Linked DNA regions of Homo sapiens: region 2 is linked to region 1. A link is a contact called in ENCODE Hi-C or POLR2A ChIA-PET data. All regions are on one chromosome and are shown on one strand. The core of a region is the stretch at or near the end of the contact, and the rest is flanking DNA. Distances in the headings are between cores, read along the strand shown. Region 1 holds the start of CFAP263 (cilia and flagella associated protein 263). Region 2 holds the start of LOC388282 (a long non-coding RNA gene).

Region 1 (5,219 bases), core at 1,655-4,154:
TTATTATTTTTTTCTTTTTCTTTTCACCTGCCTCAGCCTCCCAACGTGCTAGGATTTAGAGGTGTGAGCCACTGCGCCCGGCCATGTTATGTATTTTTTAACCACAATTTTTAAAACATGTAAAGCAGCTTGACCAGCAAGGTGATCCAAACAATATTTTTGTTTGGCAAATGCAAACTTTAGTTCATACATGTAATATGTTACCAAATTAGAATAATATCTTTAAGATTGAAATTTATTCTTTGTGTTGGTTTGAGTCCTCCAAACCAAGATAAAATTAGACATGAAGAGATCTCTTTCTTGGGGAAATCGTCTGTGATGGACAAAGGAGAGGAAGCTGGAGTAGACAAGGACAGCCTCCCACTGTGATGACATCTGGGAGAGGACGGAGTGAGGGCCAGGGAGCAGGCATCCCAGATCAAAGCACGGCGCTAACAAAGTTCCAGCCAGCCTGATCGGGAGTCTTTGAGTCCATGATGCCAATTAGGCCAGGTACAGTGGCTAATGCCTGTGATCCCAACACTTTGAGAGGCTAAGGCAGGAGGAGCGCTGAAGGGTAGAGTTCCAGACTAACATGGGCAACATAGCGAGACCCCCATTTCTACAGAAAAACAAAAAACAAAAAACAAAACAAAACAAAAAACAGAGAGAGAAAGAAAAAAAAAAATTAGCCAGGCATGGTGGCATGCATCTGTAGTCCCAGCAACTCTGGAAGGTGAGGTAGGAAGATTGATTGAGCCCAGGAATTCAAGGCTGCATTGATCTATGATCGTGCCACTGCACCGCACTCCAGCCTGGGCAGCAGAGTGTGATCCTGTCTCAAAAAAGTAAAAATAAACTCTCCCTTCCAAAAAAAAAAAAGAACAGAGTTTCCAATTAGATGTGTCCCCTGGGGCCATTTCTCTCTCCACACAAAATAGATGACCAGCCACACCACCACTCACAACTCTGCCAGTTGGGAAGCTTTCCCTCTCTACTGTCTTTCACTACCTTTCGTGAAGTGGTTGTAATGCAGCCACTGTCCATTTTTGGCTTCCAAGCCAGCCCATCTGTAAACTGAGCTCAAGCCTTTGCCTTCTCTTCCAGGTGGTCATGAACTCCCCAAGCCCCTGCAAATATAGTGATAAATTTGAGCTGGGGGAGGGATCCTGGTGCAAATGTGGTGGGTGCCATGTTGGTCTGGGCTACCTGCTCATGCAGCTTACTCATGCTTTCTGGTCCTGCTGGAGCCCAATGCTGGATTAACCATTTCCATTTGCAATGGACTGAGGCTGGGCCTGTCCTGCTTAATAACTCAGCTGGTAGAGGGCAGGACTGGATGCATGGTCACTTGGTACCCCATATATCCAGCGTTCTGTCTCTACCAGGGTATAGTAACAGGCCAGGAGTTATTTCTCAAAAGACACGTAATTCTCTGCTGTGGATTGTATGGTCTTGTTTCAGAATCCTGGGTCCTTTATTGTGATTCTCCTGCTGGGTCTTGCTTTAAGATTCCTGCTGCATCTTTTTTCACCACTGACACCCCCAATGCCATAGAGTCTGTTGTATCACACAGCCCAGTTGGCAGGGCTGTTTGCATCATAGCCTCGAATTGCTACAGAGCCCATTCTTGCTCTGGGTTCACTTGGAGCTGGCATCTATTTATGTCACCTGGGGATAGCATCCATTTGTGTCACCTTGTATATGGACATATTAAGTATTGCTAAATGTGGTCTGCATTGTCCCTAGAACCTAAAGAGGCCTACCACCAGAGAGAAGGTGGTAGGGCTCCAGCTCTCTGCTGTCATCTCCAGTGATTCTATTCTGGCCCCAACCTTGTGCACCCTGAGCAGCAAAACAAAAACCCTCCCTCAGATCCAGGGAGTGCCTGTCAATGCTAATGCATGCCCCTTGCAGGGGAAGGGGGCTGACCCGCTCCCCAAGCACTTCATCACAGCTTGCTTTCTAAGCACATCCAGAGTTCACCCTCCCTAGGAGAAGTCTCCCCGTCCTGCCCTCTGTCCTCTTTCATCCCCATGGGGAGCAGAGAGAGAGCTCCTGTGTTGCCTCCCTGATCCTTACCATGTCCCACATCAGCGTAGAAGTTAACAGCATGGACTTTGGGTTCCACCGGAGCTTGATTCCATTCTTGAGTGGAATGGAACCTAAGCTACTCCATTCCTTGGTTTTCTGATCTGTAAGATGACGGCAATAATACCAACTGTACCAGATTGTTTTGAGGATTTAAGGAGATGACTACGATGCACAGTGTGACGCATGATGTTGCTGTCATCACCCCAGGTTCCAGCGGCTTGTTTAGAGGCTGTTTCACTCATTTAATTGGAAGCTCCTTGAAGATCAGAATGGTCTTTTCCAGACATTCCCCCTAGGATACTAAGGACACAGTAGATATTCAGTAACTATTTAGGGATGTCTCTTGAATGTATACCCATTTTTATCAGCCACGTTTTTTTCCTTCCAGAAATGCAGGATGTTAATATCTGAGAGGAGCTGCTGTTAGCATGTAGGAAGCACCAGGTGGTGAACAGAGCAGGGGCCTCCCAGTGGGACAGGGGAAGAAGGACACTATGATAAATCGTGTTAATTTTCTAGGCCCCAGTTTCCTTATTGGGAGAATGGAGAGATTGATAGATACCATTACAAGGTTGTGGCGAAGGTTTTCATAAACTATGCTTAACACGCTGCCAAGGACACAGTAAGGGCTGAGAAACAGCAGCTGCTATTATTACTATCAATTTAAGAGTTATTGTTAAAGAAGTGAAACTGAACGCGCTTAGGTGTGCGCTCAAAGCCAGCAACCTGGCTGGGTCCGCACGGAGACAGGCGGGGCAGCGCGGGGAGGGGCCACCGGAAGCCCCACCCCTTTCCTCGCGTCCGGTCGCCCGGGCAACGCGCCACCGCGTCGCAGCCGGAGTGACGCGTGGCCGCCGGCACCCGGAGCTCCTGGGCACACGGCATTGGCAGGGGCCGCTTCGGCAGAGTGATGACTGATGATGAGTCCGAGAGCGTCCTCTCCGACTCCCATGAAGGGTCGGAGCTGGAGCTGCCTGTTATCCAGCTGTGCGGGCTGGTGGAGGAGCTCAGGTACCGCCGCCCGCGCCTGGGGGCCGCCCCTCTTCCTCCTAGGCCCTCCTCTCCGGGCGGCCTCGGACTTGGGGACCAGCATGGAGAAGATCCAAGCCCTCACTGAGCACTGGGGAGACTTTTCCTCTTTACTCCTTACTCCACCACCACTGAGCCAACAAGCTGTTGGTGGAGCTAGAACGGGGTGGTAGGGCGAGGGGATGGGGCCGGTGGTGAGAAGCCCAGAGGGTAATTGGGGAAGTGAGGGTTTCAGCCGGAGGAGTCTCTCTCATGCCAGACGGTGTGCTTAGCCGATCCACAATTCTACAGCAGCAATTTGGACCAGGTGACTTCTAAGCCCTTTTCTGATGCTAAGATTCTATGATAAGGCTGGGCGCGGTGGCTCACGCCTGTAATCTCAGCACTTTAGGAGGCCGAGGCGGACGGATCGCTTGAGGTCAGGAGTTCGAGACCAGCCTGGCCAACATGGTGAAACCCCGTATCTACTAAAGATACAAAAATTAGCCAGGCGTGGTGGCGCGTGCCTGTAATCCCATCTACTCTGGAGGCTGAGGCAGGAGAATCACTTGAACTTGGGAGGCGGAGGTTGCAGTGAGCCGAGATTGTGCCACTGCACCCCAGCCTGGGCAACAGAGAGGGACTAAGTCTCAAAAAAAAAAAAAAAAAAAATTATATGATAAAACTAACACGGCAGCAGAATAGAAAGCAAGCTATTGAGATGGTTTTAGTATGAGGCAATGTGTGCCTGAACCTGGATATAAGCATGGAGATGGACAGTAAAGAATGGCCCGATAGTCTGCGTTTATTTTGTTTTATTTTATTTTGCAGTCTGCTTTATATATTCTACTATAGCAAGTAAATTGGATATAAAGATTCCATGATGTAGTTAAGATTAGTTGTACAACTTACTGGTCTTGCACAGAATATCCTAGCTCTAGCAGCTGAATAGATGTTACTTCTATACATCTACAAATACTTTAGGTCAGAACTGAGGTATTATTACTAACAGCTCTCATTTTTGAGTGTTTCTATGTACCATGCATTTACATATATGATCTTATATGATGACACTGCAACCCTAGGAAGTGGGTAAGGAAACAAAGACGCAGAGGTGAAGTCACTTCCCTAAGTTCACACAGTCAGTGGTAGTGCTGGGATTCAAACTCAGGTGTGACTCCACAGACTACATACACCTGGAGCATGCTCTATGCTGAAAAAGCAAGCTACTTTGATAGATTGTGTTTTCCATTCAGCTTTTTCCACTAGTTTGTTTTGTTTTGTTTTGTTTTTGATACGGAATCTCACTCGCTCTGTCGCCCAGGCTGAAGTACAATGGCATGATCTCGGCTCACTGCAACCTCTGCTTCCCAGGTTCAAGTGATTCTCCTGCCTCAGACCCCTGAATAGCTGGGATTACAGGCACCTGCCACCACACCCAGCTAATTCTTGTACTTTTAGTAGAGATGGGGTTTCACAATGTTGATCAGGCTGGTCTCGAACTCCTGACCTCAGGTGATCCACCTGCCTCGGCTTCCCAAAGTGCTGGGATTACAGGTGTGAGCCACCACACCTGGCCCCACTAGTCTTAAAATTCAGCCAAACAGGAATTATTAAAAGTAATAGCAAAAACTGCAATTACTTTTGTACCAACCTAATAGATTAATAACACATGAAAACATCAAAGCTGTTCTCTCTCTCATATACATATACATACATATGTGTGTGTAACACACACACACATACACACGTATGAGAAGTTAAGAAGTTAAAAAGGTTATAACCTTGGCATATACAGGATAAACTAGGTATGTTATCTCTTCCTCTGTTCAAAGTTTTCCAGAGTTTATGATAAACTTCTGGTTGATACTTTTCATCTATTGGGTACTGAAAATAAAAGAACTGAAAAACAAACCAAAGGAAACATCTGAAGATTGTGGGTGTGTTTAACTTCAAGAATATAGTAATTCAGGTTGGGCACAGTGGCTATTATTGCCTATAATCTCAGCACTTTGGGAAACCAAGGTGGGAGGATCACTTTAGGCCAGGAGTTCATGGCCAGCCTTGACAACATAGCAAGATACCACCTCTACAAAAAAAATTATAAATTAGCCAGGCATGGCATTGTGCACCTGCAG
Region 2 (5,219 bases), core at 887-3,386, 440 kb before region 1:
CACCCCATCCCCAGGCAGGGACTAGCAGCGCCATCTTTGTGTTCAGACAAGATCAGGTGTGTTCACGGTGGTATGCCCATAGACTTTTTTTTTTTTTTTTTTTTGAGACAGAGTCTCACTCTGTTGCCCAGGCTGGAGTGCAGTGGCGCAATCTCGGCTCACTGAAATCTCTGCCTCCTGGGTTCAAGCAATTCTCCTGCCTCAGCCTCCCAAGTGGCTGGGATTACAGGCATGCGCCACCACGCCCAGCTAATTTTTGTATTTTTAGTAGAGACGGTGTTTTGCCATGTTGGCCAGGCTGCTTTCAAACTCCTAATTTTTGTATTTTTAGTAGAGACGGGGTTTTGCCACGTTGGCCAGGCTGCTTGCGAACTCCTGACCTGAGGTGATCTGCCCGCCTCAACCTCCCAAAGTGCTGGGATTACAAGCATGAGCCACCACACCTGACCCATCTTTGTGTTCAGAGGGCCTGAAACCCTTTACTGCTCAGGCATTCGTCAGAGAAGTGGCCAAGAGCCTGAGAGTTCTGCTCCCCAAAGGGAAGGAAAGAAGGGGAATGAAAAGTCAGATTGTGTTTAATCTGATTCTCATAGCAACCCAGAGTAAAGCACAGATAAGATTTACATGATTTTCCCATTTTAAATGATTTAACCTCAGATCAAGTCTTCTCCGAGCCTTTGCAAATGTTGTCCTCCCTGCCTGGAAAGCCCCTCTCCTTCACCCCATTCTCATCTGCCTCCACTAACCCTTACCTGGCCAATTCCATACCTGCTTGTCCCTCCTTCAAGTTTAGAGGTCACCTTCTTTGACCCTCCCAGGCACCAGCAGGCGGGCTCAACTCACCCCCTGCAGCATCCCCGACCCTGGATCATGATGGCGTTCCTGTGTATACCATCTGCTCCTTCAGGACAGGACCCTTTCGTTACTTGATCACAGGGAAATCCTCAGCTGACCCCAGCTCAGGGCCTGGTATCACAGACATGTTCATTGAATAAATCCATAGATCCCATAGAATTCAGAAGGGAAGAACAGGTGCGTGAAATGTACCCAAACAGACTTTCTTCCCATGTAAAGTAATGATAATTTCTACCAAAAGGAAGTAAGAGAAGGCTCCTTAGCAATTATTTCCATGTGGTCAGGAAGGAGTGCCCTGCAGCTGTGAAAAGTGTGTCCTCTCATGCTTCTGGGTAACAGAACATTTATTGAAGTTGGAGAAACTCATTCTGGAGTGAGCCGCATATTAAGTAATCCTGACCCAATTAGCTGCTTTTTTGAATCCACATCTTCCAATCTTCCAATCCCTCTGAAATCATTCATCATGAGCACCGCAGAAAGAACTACGGAGGAGGCTGGACGTGGTGGCTCACGCCTGTAATCCCAGCACTTTGGGAGGCTGAGGCGGGCAATCACCTGAGGTCAGCAGTTCGAGACCAGCCTGGCCAACATGGCTAAACCCCATCTCTATTAAAAATACAAAAATTACCCGATGTGCTGGTGGGCGCCTGTAATCCCAGCTACTTAGGAGGCTGAGGCAGGAGAATTGCTTGAACCCAGGAGGTGGAGGTTGCAGTGAGCAAAGATCATGCCACTGCACTCCAGCCTGGGCAACAGAGCAAGACTTTGTCTAAAAAAAGAAAAAAAAAAACCCCGTGGAAGAGCTCTTGGAGGTGAAGAGCCTGGCACTGCACCCAGCCCCATAAGCATGAATTTGGTTTCCAGCTTTGCATGTCACCAACTGCAGGTCTTGGGCACATGACTCACCCTGAGCACCTCAGGGGGTCTGGCACAAGGCTCACAGCTGCAAGCTCTCAGGAAGCCAGGCTCCTCAGTGGGCATGGAGAGGTGGTGGTCTTGGATGTCCCTTGACTGGACTGTAAATTCCTGTCATCCTTGTCTGCTCTAGACCCAGCTCAGCAAGCATTAGGTGTTCAAGTGATATTTAAACTAATGGTACTTTTCTCACTCTTTTCTCTCCCTCTCACCTTCCTGCTCCCTGTGTCCCTTCCTTTCTAGAAGCTGTATTAACAGGGGAAAACAGTTCTCCCATTTTCAGAGAACCAAGGCAATCTTTCCCCCAAGAAAATCACCTTGCCGGCCAGGCACAGTGGCTCATGAGACAGGAGGATCGCTTGAGGCCAGGAGTTCTAGACCAGCCTGAACAACATATTGAGACCCTGTCTCTACAAAACAACAAGCCAGGCGCGGTGGCACAGGCCTGTGGTCCCAGCTACTCAGGAGGCTGAGGCGGGAGGATGGCGTGGGCCCAGGAGTTTGAGGCTGCAGTAAGCTATGATCGTGTCACTGTACTCCAGCCTGGGCAACAGAGCAAGATCCTGTCTTAAAAAAAAAAAAAAAAAAAAAAAAAAAAAACCTTCTAAGAGGACTAGAAAATAAAAAGGAAACCACCTTGCTTTAAAATCCAAATGGTGGCTGCCTTTCTGCATTGGCCAAAAAGACTGAACTCGACAGTTCTCCCCTAACTCTCAGTTTAGGGGAACCTAAAGCCTTATGACTCAAGGAGGAATTTGGCGGAGATTCCCTCCCTCCTAGCACTCCAAGGCTAAAAGCAAACGGAGGCTTTGTGAGGTTTTTTTTCCCCTTTTATCATTTCCTGTAGTCTTAAAAAAATGAGAGGAATGCAAACATTGAGGAGATAATGGACGTAAGCACCAGGTAATAAAAAGATTTAGCAATAACCGCCCTGAGAGTAGCACGGGCCAAATAAGCCCCGCCCCCGGCCCGCCTCTCAGCCCGAGGATCCTCCCACCATCCTCCAGAAGCCGCCGGGCTCCTCCTTGCTAAGTGTTCTGCCGCTTCTCTCCTTGCTCCTAAATTGTTATAGCTCCGGGTTCTAAACCAGCACATGCGTTATTAACATCCTTCGCATTTTTCCCCACTTCCTCATTCACTTCTCCCCACCTGCTGCAAATTCTAGGTGGCAGTTTTTGTTTTTGAACTTAAAATTTTTTTTTTTCTGCACAAATCTAATAGAAACCAAGAGAGAGAGGAAAAACACAAAAACTAAAACACCAAATCCCACCACCCTTCACTTATTGTCATTGGCCCAGATTTTTCTTTCCAGTATCTGACCTTGAGCTGATGTCATTTCTGTGTTAAGGAGAGACAGTATAGAGAGATGGCTAAAGGTGGTTCTGAGGCCAGGCAGACCTGGGTTTGAGCTCATTCACTGGCTCAGTCACTTCTGCTGTGCCTCAGTTTCCTCCTGTGAAAATGAGAGTAGGGCTAGTGTCTAACCCATTGAGTTATGGTGAGATGTAAATTGGAGCAAGCACATAGCACCCTCAGCCCAGCATCTGGCACACAATTGGCATTTCTGCAAACACAAGCTGCAGTTATAGTGGGAGGCAAAGACCGGATAGAATTTTTTACTCTGCCTTTTCTTACTTTGAATCATGTAAGTGCTGGGTGTGGTGGCTCATGCCTGTAGTCCCAGCTTCTTGGAAGGCAGAGGTGGGAGGATCGCTTAAGCCCAGGAGTTGGTCAGCCTGGCCAACATAGCAAGACTCCCATCTCTAAATTTTTTTTAATTATTATAATAAGCATTTTCCATGTCACTTTTTCCTGCTAATGCCTACATTTTTCTGAAGTGCAGACATCATAGGATAAAGCCAAGGTCACATTCAGAATGGAGGTTCCAGTGTCTGGGGCGCACCTAGCACTCAATAAAAATGGCTGAAAAGTATTTCATTTATTCACTTATTTAGAGTTGGGGTCTCGCTCTCTCACCCAGGCTGGAGTGAGGTGGCATGATCAGAGCTCACTGCAGCCTTAAACTCCTGAGTTGAAGCAGTCCTCCCACCTCAGCCTCCCGTGTACTGGAACTACAGCTGTGAGCCACTGCACCCAGCAAAAAACTATTTTAAATGGCTGCATAATATTCCACTGAGAGCCTGTGCCCTGACTGAGCTGGCCATTCCGTAGGGTCTGATATTTGAGTAGCTCCCATTTTTGTCACTTTTATAAACAGCATTGCTGTCACCATTGCCACCCACACAGCCCGTTCATTCCCTGGTGTGGGGAGGGAAGGGAGAAGAGAGGTTGTCAATTTCATAAAAAATCTTTCTGAATAAAGAGTCTGAGCATTTTTTTTTCACTTTCTAAACATGTTGCCAGATTGCCCCTCAGAAGGCCTGTACCAAATTTACACTGTCGTTGGCAGCATTTTTTGACGAGAACTACTTTTCACGCTAATTTACAGTTTTTCTCTTGGATCTGGAATTCTCGCCCTGGCTGGTTCTCCTGGGAGGCATGAGGCATATATAAAGATATCTGAGCGATGGCTGTCACCAGAGGGGCGTATCTGGTTCTTCTGCCAGGTGCTCAGGCCGGGAGTGTTTCTGTCTGCTGGGCCAGGCCAGGTGGGGCTGAGAGCACTGACTCAGTGCTCCCAATCCCTGCCTGCTGTTAAGCCCTCAGAGATCTTCTGAGGTCAGTCCTGGAACGCCTCAGTACCCCGCGGTCCAACACTCTGGCCCATCCTAGACGGATGAGTCTCATCTGGTGCCACCACCATGATTCCTGCTCTCACACCCTGGCACTTCACTGGGGCTCCTTGCAGTAAGTCAATCAGCTACTACTGGGGGAAAAAAAAATTCCTCCTGGGTGGGGAGATGGGGACAGGGGCCATAAGGGAAGCCACGTGCTCCTGGAAAGCCATAGCCACAGCCCCTGACCACCTGCTGAACTCTTAGCACCACTGCTGCTGCTGCCTTTAAACTGTAGCTTCGCTTTGCTGAGGTTCTGTGGTGCGCAGCCTCTCCCCTAGCTCTGGTCCTCCTCCTCTGGGGGTGGCCCTTGTTTGCAAACAGCAACAGGAAGTTTTGACGCTGCTGATTAACTAGACTCCCACAGCTCTCAGTGCTGAGTCATCGCCACCAGTGTCAACCTCCCGCCCGCCCCGCTGACACCACCAGCTTCCAGGTGACCGAGAGGAAGCAGCAAGGATCCTGCGGTTCCAGTGGCTTCCATCTGCCACCTTCCAAGGGAGGGGAGGGACAAACTTCCATCCACCCCAGACAACCAGAATGTGCAGGGCCCTGAATGCCAGGACGGGAATTTAATCTAATTCAACTTCAGCAATGGGCTGAGGGACAGCTTCATGCCAGGCAAAGGGAAAAACTCTTTACACACAGGATTGCCTTTGCTTTCATTCAATCCCCGCAACAACATGTGTGGTAGGTGTTATTATTCCCATTGTA

The links. Hi-C counts contacts between places; a loop is a spot of excess contacts on that map. ChIA-PET counts read pairs that join two places held with the same protein, here RNA polymerase II (POLR2A). Pooled maps may share reads with other maps.
Region 2: a loop to region 1 is called in a pooled map, with 6 times the contacts of the local background. The contact joins the enhancer-like site here to the promoter of CFAP263 in region 1. A Hi-C loop is called at or near these places in 1 of 37 single-sample maps with no recorded cell type and 6 of 50 pooled maps. POLR2A ChIA-PET finds 5 or more read pairs at or near these places in 2 of 52 experiments (PC-9 and activated CD4-positive, alpha-beta T cell).

What each region holds. Positions count from the first base shown.
Region 1 is chr16:58,247,032-58,252,250 of GRCh38, forward strand. It overlaps CFAP263 (cilia and flagella associated protein 263), which reads left to right and starts at 2,905. Exons shown (of 9, transcript NM_014157.4): 1 at 2,905-3,084. The coding sequence starts at 2,984. LOC105371293 (a long non-coding RNA gene) reads right to left here and starts at 2,828. Exons shown (of 4, transcript XR_933630.2): 1 at 2,636-2,828; 2 at 2,062-2,373. RefSeq lists a silencer at 2,736-3,215.
Region 2 is chr16:57,805,590-57,810,808 of GRCh38, forward strand. It overlaps LOC388282 (a long non-coding RNA gene), which reads left to right and starts at 4,930. Exons shown (of 4, transcript NR_169553.1): 1 at 4,930-5,195. It also overlaps a transcript of KIFC3 not described here. RefSeq lists enhancers at 4,645-4,774, 4,965-5,024, 5,085-5,144. Within about 2 kb of position 2,137, at least 5 of the 41 ENCODE cell types and tissues checked have a DNase peak (open chromatin) inside an H3K27ac peak, as active enhancers do; they include PC-9, where a contact is called at or near this core.